Regions from separate parts of the Homo sapiens genome. Here region 2 is linked to region 1. The links are chromatin loops, found by intact Hi-C in ENCODE. Cell type or tissue: IMR-90. All regions are shown on one strand. Links, peaks and the distances in the headings refer to the core of each region. The heading gives the core; the rest is flanking DNA.

Region 1 (7,598 bases), core at 1,025-6,024:
CCATGGAGGCTAAGAGTGCCAATCTCTGACACAGTCAAAAAGCATCCTATATAACTTTTGACTCCCTAAAAGCTTAACTATCAATAGCCTACTGTTGACCAGAAGCCATACCAATAACATAAACAGTAGACTAACACATATTTTATATGTTGTATGTATTATATACTGTTTTCTTACAATAAAGTAAGCTACAGAAAATATTATAAGGAAAATCATAAGGAAGAGAAAATACATCACATTTACTATTCATCAAGTGAAAGATCATCACAAACGTCTTCATCCTCATCATCTTCATGTTGAGGAGGCTGAATAGGAAGAGGAGGGGTTGGTCTTGTTGTCTCAAGGGTGATAAAGGCAGAAGAAAATTCACATATAATTGAACCCACACAGTATTATTCCAGGGTCAACTGTATATTTGTAAAATGAGTCATCAGAAACACAGCCTTAACAAAATTCTATTCTAATTTTACTAAGCATGCTAGACATTCCGTATAAAAATGAGCTCCTGCCACCTCAAAGTAGGGTGACCAAACATCCCAGTTCACCAGGGACTTAGTGGGTTTCCATGATGCAAGACTTCCAGGTTTAAAATCAAGACACTCTTGAGCCAACTGGGACCAGTTGGTCACCCTACCTAGAACTGACCGTCTACATCTGAAATGATTAAATCTCCAAAACTTCCAAAAGAAAGTATCATCATACTTGTGCTGAATCACCCAATAAGGCATCTGCAAATGAAAAGAATCCAGAGGTCATAAAAATTTATAAGAAATTATTTGGAGTGCAAAAAGAGCATTGAGATCCAGCATGGAAAAAACCTAGATCTTCTTTGGGCTTTCCCACACTACTTACAATTTAGAATGGATTTTCCTTTGACTTGCAGATGGCTGGATGTTACCATCATAATCAGGCCCTGTTCTTTAAACTCCTAATCAAGATGTAAAATGTGGAGTGAGAGTAAGAACACTTCCAATTATAGATGATGTTATAATTTTGTTTGAAATAATGGAAGATGGTTTCAATAGACCAAAACCATCAAGATGTACAATAAAAATATCTGAGGGCATTTCTTCCTCAAAATATCTTAACACAGCATTGCAATTGTTCTTTCCTCAATTTTTAAATGAATGACAGCATACAAGAAGAACACTTTGAGATAATAATGAACAATAAATGAATAATCAACACTTTTGTCCATATCGATATCTAATATAGTTAAGCCTTTCAAATTGAAGGTGAAGTGGAAGTTCTATTACTATCTGTCAGTATATTGCTATGAAAATTTAAGAAGAAAAATTAAAAAGAGGAAAGCCTTTTTCAATTTTATTCTCTTGGGAAATACATATATTAATTATAACTTAGATGATTAGAACTATTCATGGTCAGAATGCTTAAAGAAGCCCTTCTACAGACTTTTAAAAAATATTTAAGATTTTAAAGTTTCTTTGAAATGCTTTCCCCCAGTTGATAGCCACTAATTGGTAAATGTATAGACACTTTTACTTATCAAAGTCACTGTAAAAATGTTTGAATAAATATGAATTTGAATCTAGCTTGTTTGGGATCACTGTTCGCTCCATTACTTAAAAAATCTATTTATGCACAGATTCTGGATTCACAACAATAGTCTGACCTTTAAAATCCTTCTTTTTTGGATCCTTGTCTGCAGTAAGAACATTTTTCTCTTACTTAAAATTATCAAATATAGTTAAAGGTTAATTAGGTGGCAAAGCCAGATATGACTCAAGAAAATATATCTTGCAAAACTAGTGAGAATTCATTATAATAGCTTGCAAAAAGCCAGTAGTGTCAAAAACCCAAATAATAAACAACCTACTGAGTTGGAAAAAACACAGACGTTACTGTCAAAAAATCTGAATACTAGTCCTGACTCTGTCATAAATTAGTTGTGGTGTTTAAGGGAAAAATTCGAACCCCTCTGGGTTGCATTTTTAATTTCTGTATAATAATAAACTATGGGCAGGGCGCGGTGGCTCACATCTGTAATCCCAGCACTTTGGGAGGCCGAGGTGGGCAGATCACCTAAGGTCAGGAGTTCGAGACCAGCCTGACCAACATGGAGAAACCCAGTCTCTATTAAAACTACAAAATTAACTGGGCATGGTGGTGCATGCCTGTACTCCTAGCTACTCGGGAAGCTGAGCAGGAGAATCGCTTGAACCCGGGAGGCGGAGGTTGCAGTGAGCCGAGATCGTGCCATTGCACTCCAGCTTGGGCAACCAAAGCAAAACTCTGTCTCAAAAAAAAATAAAATAAATAAAATAATAATAAACTATGGGTTAATAAGTAAATTAGTATATTCATTGGTTTTTAATACATACCTTTTTGTATTATACTTTAAATTCTAGGGTACATGTGCACAACGTGCAGGTTTGTTACATATGTATACATGTGCCATGTTGGTGTGCTGCACCCATTAACTCATCATTTACATTAGGTATTTCTCCTAATGCTATCCCTCCCCACTACCCCCACCCCACGTCAGGCCCCGGTGTGTGATGTTCCCTGCCCTGTGTCCAGGTGATCTCATTGTTCAATTCCCACCTATGAGTGAGAACATGCAGTGTTTGGTTTTCTGTCCTTGTGATAGTTTGCTCAGAATGATGGTTTCCAGCTTCATCCATGTCCCTACAAAGGACATGAACTTATCCTTTTTTATGGCTGCATAGTAAACCAACCCAAATGTCCAACAATGATAGACTGGATTAAGAAAATACATACCATTTTTTAACGGAAAACTATAACATAATATATATAACTTCTCAATCTATTTATTCATCCAATTGTAATTGTGTGGAGAATTTCTAGAAAGATTATTACAAGATGTTGACCATAATTGATTCTAAGTAATGGATATTTGTGGGGTTTTTTTTCTTTTTTGTGTTTTTTTCCTTTCTTTTTGAATGTTTTTGTATCACTTGGATGTTCTACATTTGACTATGATTTTTTTCTTTTTCTCTAAAGCAACAAAATTCCTCCCAGTTTAAAAAGAAAAAAGATGTTTCCTCAACTGTAAAAAAAAATTTAATAAATTTTAAAAAAGTAATTCTGGTCAAAATAACACCTATAAGGCATGCAAAAAGTAACGCCAAAAGCTTGAAACGTAAAAGAAGTTACTTGCTTCTCTTCCATACTGGTTTACTCCTCAGTAGTTTACGACCACCACTTTCCTTCTCAGAGGCAACCACTTACAAATCTTCTAACATTATTATATTATTTACCTTCATTGCAGTCTGGTGAGTCATCAATTGTAAGCATCATCCTTAGTCATTTACTTAGCAGAGGAGTATTTTAGCTGATTCATCCCCTTCCTCCTCTTCCATCACCAAATATGTACCAATTTTTGGTTAAAATCCTGCCTGGGTTCACAGAATACAGAAAATTCCAAGAAATGGTCCCTCCCACACTAGCAGCAAGAAAAAGCTGCATAATCCACAGATCCTAAACCTTTCTGGAAGCCTATCTGAGAGCTGACATCTCAAGGCAACTGGATGAACTGAATGCTGAAATGTCCAAGCCCTTCTGGGGAGAGACAGATAGGACACAGGAACTGAGGAACTATCCTTCCTCAGACAGAGCAAGGCAGAAAAAGGGAGAAGCCAATGGAGAAAAGGAGAAAATATGCTCATACCAAGACTCTACTGTTATAAATAAAGTTTTGTTCCCATGGTAGGAAAAGTCAGAAATGCAAAAATATCTATTTCCTGTGGCTCAAATAACACGGAGTCTAATTCAGCAGGAGAAATAAGACAATCGCTCTGTCCTAACATGAGTCTTGTACCAAGTAATAAACAAGAACAGTGTACTGGTGGGAGAAGGCAGGAGTACAGAGAGGGACCCTCTCTATAGTACAGCTGTGTATGATCTGCTAAAAGGACATGGAAACATACTCCGATACTCCAGTGTTCATACTAAGCACAAGGTAGCTGCAGTCCATTACAAGAGGAATTTGAAATATGTGCATACTCAAAGTAGCTATAGTGACAAGAAAACCCAGGCACAGCTAAACAATAGACAAAACTGACAAACATGCTCATTTCCAGGAGTAACTATTATTTACTTCTGTCTGTAGGGTTCTTTTACACAGAATGTTTGGCATTCTCCAAAAATATGACACATACACACACAGCCATTGTCAAACAATAAAGATATAAAGACAACCAGAGAGCGAGATTTTGTATATATCATACTAATAATTTTAAAAACTACAGTAAAAAATGCTAAGGAGTTTAGTGAAAAAAAAAGATGGTGTACATGTATGAACAAATGGGGGAACTTACAAGAGAAACTGTAAGAAAATGACAAATGAAAATGCTAAAATGAAAGATAAGACATTAGAGATAAAAATTGCTTAGTTGGGCTTATCAGTAGACTGGATACAGCACAGGAAAGAATCAGTGAACTTGAAGACAAGAAACACACATACAAAAAGTCAAGAAAATAACAGGATCAAAGAGCTATGGAACAATGGTGCACAGTCTAATGTATGCATTATTGGAGTTCCAAAAGTCAAAGAGATAGAGAATTGAGTAGAAAAAGCATTTTAATGTATAATGACCAATAATGTTCCAAAATTAATGAAAGACAGTAGTCCCAGTTTTAAGAATCTTGGGAAAACCTAAGCAAGTCAAATACAAAATTAACATAACTAGATCCAGCACACTCACTTAAGTAAGAAATAATACTTCTTTTACATGGAATCTTCCAGATTACAGAGGAAGAGGGAACATTTCCTAACTAATTTTGTTAATCCAGGATTACCTCAATTCCAAAACCAGATTAAGAAATTACAAGAAAAGAAAACCACAGACTACTATGCTTCATGAAAATAAATACAAGTGTCCTCAATATTCTAAAAGCATTTAATATAATATGTATTGTCAATACACATTAATAAAATTCAACATCCATTCATGTTCAAAAGTCTCAGCTAAGTACGTATAGAAGTGAACGGCCTTAATCTGATAAATATATCTGCAAAACATTTACAGATAACATCATTTGTAATGGTAAAAGACTGCCATGTTTCCTCTAAGATTAGGAATGAAGTATGGAAGTTCATATTCACCACTCCTATTAAACATCATATTGAAAGTTATCGCACCAAAAATGAGGCAAGAAAGGAAGGAAAGAAAGAGGGAGGAAGGTAAGGAGAGAAAAAGAGAGATCGCCTACAGAAATAGTTGCTTAAACTAATAATTGACTCTAGAGAGGTTTGAGACATACAGACATCTACTGTATTTCTATATAGTAACAGTGAAGAACTGAGAATTGAAACTTTTTTAAAGTTACATTTGCAATGACACCAAAAACACAAAGTGAACTTAACAAAAATTATGCAGGATCTCTATGCTGACAACCACAAATGATGGAGGAAAGAAAAAAAGTCAAGTAATAGAGACTCAATACCATTGTCAGTTTTCCCCAAATTAATTATAGATTCAATGTAAACCCAATCAAAATTGTAAATCTTTTTTTGTAAATTCAGAAGCCTGATTCTAATTCTTTTTCTTGTGCTTTTTTTTTTTTTTAGATGGAGTGAGGTGGCACAGTGTCGGTTCACTGCAACCTCTGCCTCCCAGGTTCAAGCAATTCTCCTGCCTCAGCCTCCCAAGTAGCTGGGATTACAGGCGCGTGCCACCACGCCCGGCTAATTTTTGTTATTTTCACTAGAGACGGGGTTTCACCATGTTGGCCAGGATGGTCTCGGTCTCTTGACCTTGTGATCTGCCTGCCTCAGCCTCCCAAGGTGCTGGGATTACAGGCGTGAACCACCGCATCCAGCCTGATTCTAAATTTTTTATGAAATGGCAAAAAAAAAAAAAAAAAAACTAGAATGGCTAAAACATTTTTTTAAAGAACATCAGAAGACTCATCCTGTCAGACAGTGTGATGATAAAAGGCTAGGCGCAGAGATCCTTGGAGCAGAAGAAGGAATCCAGAAATAGAGTCTACGCATATAGAGCCAATTTATTTTGACAAAGAGGAAATTTAATGGAAGAATTTAATGAAAGAAGCATAGTCTTTCCAACAAGTAGTGTGGGTACAATTGGATATCCATATGCAGAAAATGAACAGGGACTTACATCTCATGCATTATAGAAAAGTAACTCAAAACGGATCATAGATCAAAATGTAAAACTTAAAACATACAAATGTGGAAAATATTTTTAATCATGGATTAGGCAAAGATTGCTTCAATATGATACCAAAAACCATGACTCATAAAGAAAACATTGATAAATTGGACTTTAGCATACTTAACCTCTGCTCTGAGAAAGACAGTTTAGAGAATAAAAAGACAAGCCATAAAACAAGAAAAGACAAATATGTAGTCTATATATATGTCTTATATATAAGACTACATGAAGTAGTCCCAAAATGTAATAAAAACAACCCAATTTTTAAAATGGACAAAAATTCAAATTACTTCACTAAAGAAAACACACAGATGGTAAATAAATGTGACCATGAAAACAGAGTCAACATCATTGATCATCAGGGAAATGCAAATTATAACCACGACGAAATATCACTACATGCTTACTGGAGTGGCAAGAAAGAAAAAAGAAAAACCATCAATAACAAGTCCTGGTGAGGAAAGAGAGCGCCAGCTCTCCTACATAACTGCTGCAAATGCAGATGGTACAGCCACTTTCAAAAATGGTTTGTCAATTTCTTATAAAGTTAAACATATAGCTACCATAAAATTCAATGCTCCTAAAATTTTACCTAAGGAAAGTAAAAACTCGTATTCACAGAAAAGCCTCTTTGGAGAAGTTTACAGTGGGTTTATTTATAATATTTTTCTTTTTACTGTTGCAACAAAAATGACTGCTTGCATCAAACCAAATACTTATATTTCATGCACTCCCTCCACTGGTTTCTATGCTTTCTCTTTATATAACAATTTCCTACACATCTGTAGTTCTCTTTAGGGCTCTTTTCTGTTGCTCTATGCATTGAATCTATTTCTACAGAAAAATTATCTTAATAGGACTTAAAAATAAATCTAGACTTCTAATTAAAAGTCCTTTTACTTTCTCTCCAGAATTCCTTTCCTTTTTGGGATCTTGAAACCTCAACGAGGATTTTTAAATCAATGTAGATCTGTAGAACTGCATATGTAAATATTTATAGCAGTTTTATTCATGATAGCCCCAAATTGGAAACAGCTGGTGAATGGATTAACAAACTGTGATACATATAAACAATTGAATACTATTCTGCAGTAAAATAGAACAAGCTATTTATACATAGCAAATGGAGGTAGCAATACTGCATACCTCATAAGATTACATGAGGATTAATTGAGTTAAATCAAGTAAATTCTTAAAATAGTCCTTGTCACATAATAAGTTCTTAGTATTATCAATTTTTTTCAGTTTAGAAATTGTCTTCTTTGTTTTATTTATTTCTTTAAATATCCAACTAAGTCTTGTCACACACTCCATCCATTCTGTAAAACATTTTCTCTTACTGTCACCTTCTACGATACACACTGACCACAATTATAGAGCTTTTTTCATTTGAGAAGACAAATAAACTTAATTATCTTCAGTTCTCCAACCCTTCAT
Region 2 (5,000 bases), core at 1-5,000, 280 kb after region 1:
GTCTCTGTGGATACCTGCTTAAGTCCATTCTCTGTATCAGAAAGTGATTTCTATGCCAAGGAGAGGCAGCCTTTTAATGTTTCATCTGCTGAGTGTGCCTACCAAGTCCTTCCTTAATGGGGACAAAGGAGAGTGGAATGAAAGTGTTTACATTTCATTTCTATTTCCTGTGGGTGGTGAAGAGAATGGCTCTTTGCAGCTACAATTCCTACAGTCCAGTTTGCCCTAGACTGGCTTGGTTTCAGCACTGAAAGTCCTACTTCCCTGGAAACCTTTAAGTCCTGGGCAAAATGGGACAGTTGAATACCCTACCCAAATAGGGGTATACGCTGGGGAGATGTAAAGAGAACTCTAGAGCAGTGGTTCCTAGACCAGAGAGGTAGCATCACTTGGGAACTGAACTGCTGCTAATGGAGCCCAGAAATTTGTTTTAACAGGACCTCTAGGTGATTGTTTTGCACTCTCAGGTTTGAGAACCACTGAGCTATGGTTATGGCATATGCTGGAGGGAACTAAGACTGGAAATGGGCCAGATGATGAAAGCTGGATCAGTTAACTGTTCTTTGGGTTGAAAGCAACAGAAACTGACTCCAATTTGAGCAAAAGGGAATTGATTGGAAAGATAATTGGGAGTAAATAGCATTGATGAAGCAGCTGCAGAAGCAGGCTTTGAAAAGAGCAGGGGCTGGCAGGGCGCGGTGGCTCACGCCTGTAATCCCAGCACTTTGGGAGGCCGAGGTGGGCGGATCACGAGGTCAGGAAATCGAGACCATCCTGGCTAACACGGTGAAACCCTGTCTCTACTAAAAATACAAAAAAATTAGCCGGGCGTGGTTGCGGGCACCTGTAGCTCCAGCTACTCAGGATGCTGAGGCAGGAGAATGGGGTGAACCCGGGAGTCGAGCTTGCAGTGAGCCGAGATCGCGCCACTGCATTCCAACCTGGGCGACGGAGCAAGACTCCGTCTCAAAAAAAAAAAAAAAAAAGGCAGGGGCCAGGCCTTTTCAAGCACAAGGAATACAGTCATGCGTCACTTAACGACAGAGACACATACTGAGAAAAGCATTGTTAGGCAATTTCGTCACTGTGTGACTATCATAGAGTGTACTTACACAAACCCAGCTAGTATATATCCTACTCCATTACATAGCTCTGTTCTCATTGTATGGAACCACCATTGTATATATGGTCTGTCTTTCACCAAAACGTTACGTGGGGCCTGACAGTAATTGCAAATGAAGAACCATTTGGCCGAGGTGCTGCTGCATCTGCTTAAATGAATCAACTGAAGCCATTTTCTCCCCCCAACACTGCTTCAGATTCACCTTCCATAGAGGAAGTGTGTGAGCAACCTGCTTTGGGTCACATGCTTGCCTCTTAAGGAGAGAAGACAGGGCATATGAATTAATAATTCTCTGTTAACCTTTACCCACTGTGAAGGAGGCCAGTCCTCAAGGGGAAATTATCTAGGTATTTGAAAAGAACAATGGATTTAGACCAGCCAAAAATAAATCATGAGATTCTTACAGCCTTTCACGTCATGCTTAGTTGCTTAAACATTATTTTTGGGAGATGGGGTGCAGTGGAGATTTTGACCAGAGGAGTTACATGATTTTATGTCATCTGGTTTTGAAAATCCAATTCTCTCTCTCAATTTTTTTTGAAAGTATATTCTTCATTTGTGCTCCTGTCATGCATGAAATTTGCAGAATATCCATTTAATTGCAGCAGACCTAAATTATGTATTTTCAAAGACCAAACAGAATGTTCTCAATGTAAAATAGTTAACATATAATTTAATAATGCTCCTGTTCACTTTGATGTACAAAGGTTTAAGTCAAATATTATCCTTTTTGAAATGGCAGTATTTTAAATTATTAACTAAAGTTGCCACAAGATATAATTCTAAAATATCTGAGTAAATGGGATATATTTTATTTTGTGAGCTGAGATTAGTGAATATAATGATGATCATCGAACTTAGTCTTAAAACATGGTTACTTAGCATGCATGAGAGTAAAAATAGAGCAGTCAGGAACATGCTTATTTTTCCTACTGATGTGGCTGTTCTTGACTCCTGTGTTACTTTGACCGTGCCTGGACTCCATTTCTCTCCATCTAACTCAAACATTATTGCAAAGACAGACCTATTTGCAAGGGCAGGGAGGAAAGACGAATTAATTAATGTACTATGAGAACATGTGGCATACAGGGTTTCACTCTAATTTTACGTGATACACACCATTGTCTTCCTTAGCTCTGGATGGTAGGAGCTCATTGTAGAAGTCTGTTTCATTATCTGAGTGTAGTTTTTGAGAGAATTCTGTGCATGTGTTACAGCAGGAATTTTTTTCAGAATAAATGTGTCATGATTCATGCTAAAAGAAGCTAAAAAATATGACTCAGTAGGATCTTATCTCATAGAAGCTACATGTAGGTTACAAATGGGATTATTTCCTGAAGAGGCCTTGACCAGTCTCCAAAAGTAGGGAGCTTAACTGCAGTTCGGAGGGGACAAAATCCTTTCAACTTAATTACCTAGTGGTCCGACAAGTGTATGGTAACTACTTTTTCTTTTTAGGGATAAGATTCAAGTGCAGATTTTGTTTGTTTGTTTTTATTCAGTTTCTTGGTCTGTAAGTCATAGTCATTTAGTTTGCCTCTCTTTCAGACCTTGTGCCAGTATAAATTTGATTTTCTTCAAGAAGTATGTCAACATGAACACTTTATCCCTTTGTGTCTGCCCATAAGATCAGCAAACATTCCAGGTAATAAAATTCCCAGAATTTTCCTCAGTTCCTGCAAAGTGAATGCTTTTGTTTGTTCGTTTTACCTTTTGTTTATTATTATTTTCCTGTTTCTTCAGTCATAATTTTGTTTGAAGCTGTCACATGGGTATCAGACCCAGGTAATCAGAATTAAATTAAAATGCAAAAGAAGTTGTTGGCATGTGGTGATGAATATGGCTTCATATTCCTCAATTTTTGTCTGTTTCCCTTTTTATTAAAGAGAAGGCCAACAAAATTATAAACCCGATGATTGTTAATCAAATAATTTGAACCTAGAGGCACTTTACGGGCTCCAAAAGACAGCTTTCCTTTCATTTTGAGACATAAAATTATAGGGAGGAAAAGTACTATATATATAATTTATAAATATTATATATATAAATATATATGTATTATGGTAGAGAGTATTACCCATGTAGACATCAAAAACTAATCAAATATCAAGATGCAAATAAAATAATAAAATTATTTAGGAGCATGAAATACTTTATTACCAACCAATGAGTAAACTATTTATGAGGTACAGTTTTTTTCTTGCGGGGGAGGGGGTTGTTTTGTTTTTGAGGTAGAGTCTCACTCTGTCACCCAGGCTGGGAGTACAGTGGCATGATCTTGGCTCGCTGCAACCTCTGCCTCCCAGGTTTGAGGGATTCTCCCACCTCAGCCTGAGTAGCTGGGACTACAGGTGTGTGCCACCACACCTGGCTAATTTTGGTATTTTTAGTAGAGAAGAGGTTTCACCATGTTGGCCAGGCTGGTCTCCAACTCCTGACCTCAGGTGATCCGCCTACGTCGGCCTCTGAAAGTGCTGGGATTACAGGTGTGAGCCGCCACACCCAGCTGAGAGGCATATTTGCTTTGATATTCATGAACACAAACACTAAGATTGGTAAAGAGCCTCATTATACTTCCTTAACCTATTAGCTTACACTAGTATTCTGGAGGGAAAATTACATTATCAAGCCTATAAAAGTTTTGCCATTTTAATCTTAAATATAATCTATATAATATTATTCCAATTTTTTCTAATTTATGAAGCATATTTCATAGAAAATAGGGTAGAAATGGCATATTAGATAATAACACTTTAAGGTGTTTACGTTGTTCTGAATGTATTTTTGTTTTATAAATTACTGCCAAGTTATTATTGGTTAGCCAGGCTGATTGAGATATTCAAGAGGACCAAATCTTTATTTGGTCATTTTTATTTCAGTTGCTTACTGTCTTAGTCCATTGTCACACTGCTATAAAGAACTACCTAAGACTAGGTAATTTATGAAAAAAAGAGGTTGAATTGACTCACAGTGCCATATGGCTGGGGAGCCCTCAGGAAACTTACAATCAAGGCAGAAGGTGAAGGGGAAGTAAGGACCTTCTTCACATGGCGGCAGGAGAGAGAAAGGGAGAGAGCAGGAAGTGCCACACTTTAAAACCATCGGCTCTCAAGAGAACTCACTTACTGTCATGAGAACAGCACGGGGGAAACTGTCCCCATGATCAAATCACCTCCCACCAGGTACCTCCCCTAACGTGTGTGGATTACAATTCAAGATGAAATTTGGGTGGGGACACAGAGTCAAACTATATTACTTACTATTAGTCAGTAGCTCAGAGAAAAGCCTGACAGTCTCTTTGTAGATCTGATACTATAAATAATGAACATAAAAATATGTTTCATAGCAGGCAAAATTCTGATAGAAAAATAGATGCTCAAGTAGAAAGCTAACAATTAGAATAATTCTGCTCATGACCCTCTTTTTTAAGAAAACAAATAGGCTGAGGGTGGTGGCTCATGCCTGTAATCCCAGCACTTTGGGAGGTCAAGGCAGGCAGATCACCTGAGGTCAGGAGTTTGAGACCAGCCTAGCCAACATGGCAAAACCCCATCTCTACTAAAAATACAAAAATCAGCCAGGTGCAGTGGCGGGCACCTGTAATCCCAGCTACTTGGGAGACTGAGGCAGGAAAATCGCTTGAATCCAGGAGGCAGAGGTTGCAGTCAGCCAAGATTGTGCTACTGCACTCCAGCCTGAGCGACAGAGCCAGATTCTGTTTCAAAAAAAAAGGAAACAAATAACCTAAGACATTCTCCTTGAAAACTGGCAATACTGAAGACTCACATTTTTAAATAATATAGTTTAATTGTTCAGTATAAACTACACATAATGAATACATATGTATCTGAGTATGTATATGTATATATCTGAACTT

The links. Hi-C counts contacts between places; a loop is a spot of excess contacts. Peaks named below come from ENCODE experiments on the same cell type or tissue, not always from the same donor. Only the 100,000 strongest peaks of a DNase experiment are listed, where the experiment ranks them.
Region 2: a loop joins it to region 1, with 2.3 times the contacts of the local background. A loop is called at or near these places in 1 of 110 quality-filtered maps.

The regions. Positions count from the first base shown.
Region 1 is chr2:225,096,860-225,104,457 of GRCh38, reverse strand. No RefSeq gene overlaps it. Among named protein-coding and RNA genes, the nearest start is that of DOCK10, 58 kb to the right of the region's middle. RefSeq lists enhancers at 1-1,035, 2,800-3,999. In IMR-90, for the core only: no CTCF peak of the experiment used is centred there; a DNase peak (open chromatin) is centred at 3,317; H3K27ac peaks cover 1,034 bases.
Region 2 is chr2:224,814,385-224,819,384 of GRCh38, reverse strand. It overlaps DOCK10 (dedicator of cytokinesis 10), which reads left to right. Exons shown (of 56, transcript NM_014689.3): 30 at 2,672-2,768. Among named protein-coding and RNA genes, the nearest start is that of CCDC195, 100 kb to the right of the region's middle. In IMR-90, for the core only: no CTCF peak of the experiment used is centred there; a DNase peak (open chromatin) is centred at 2,374; H3K27ac peaks cover 648 bases.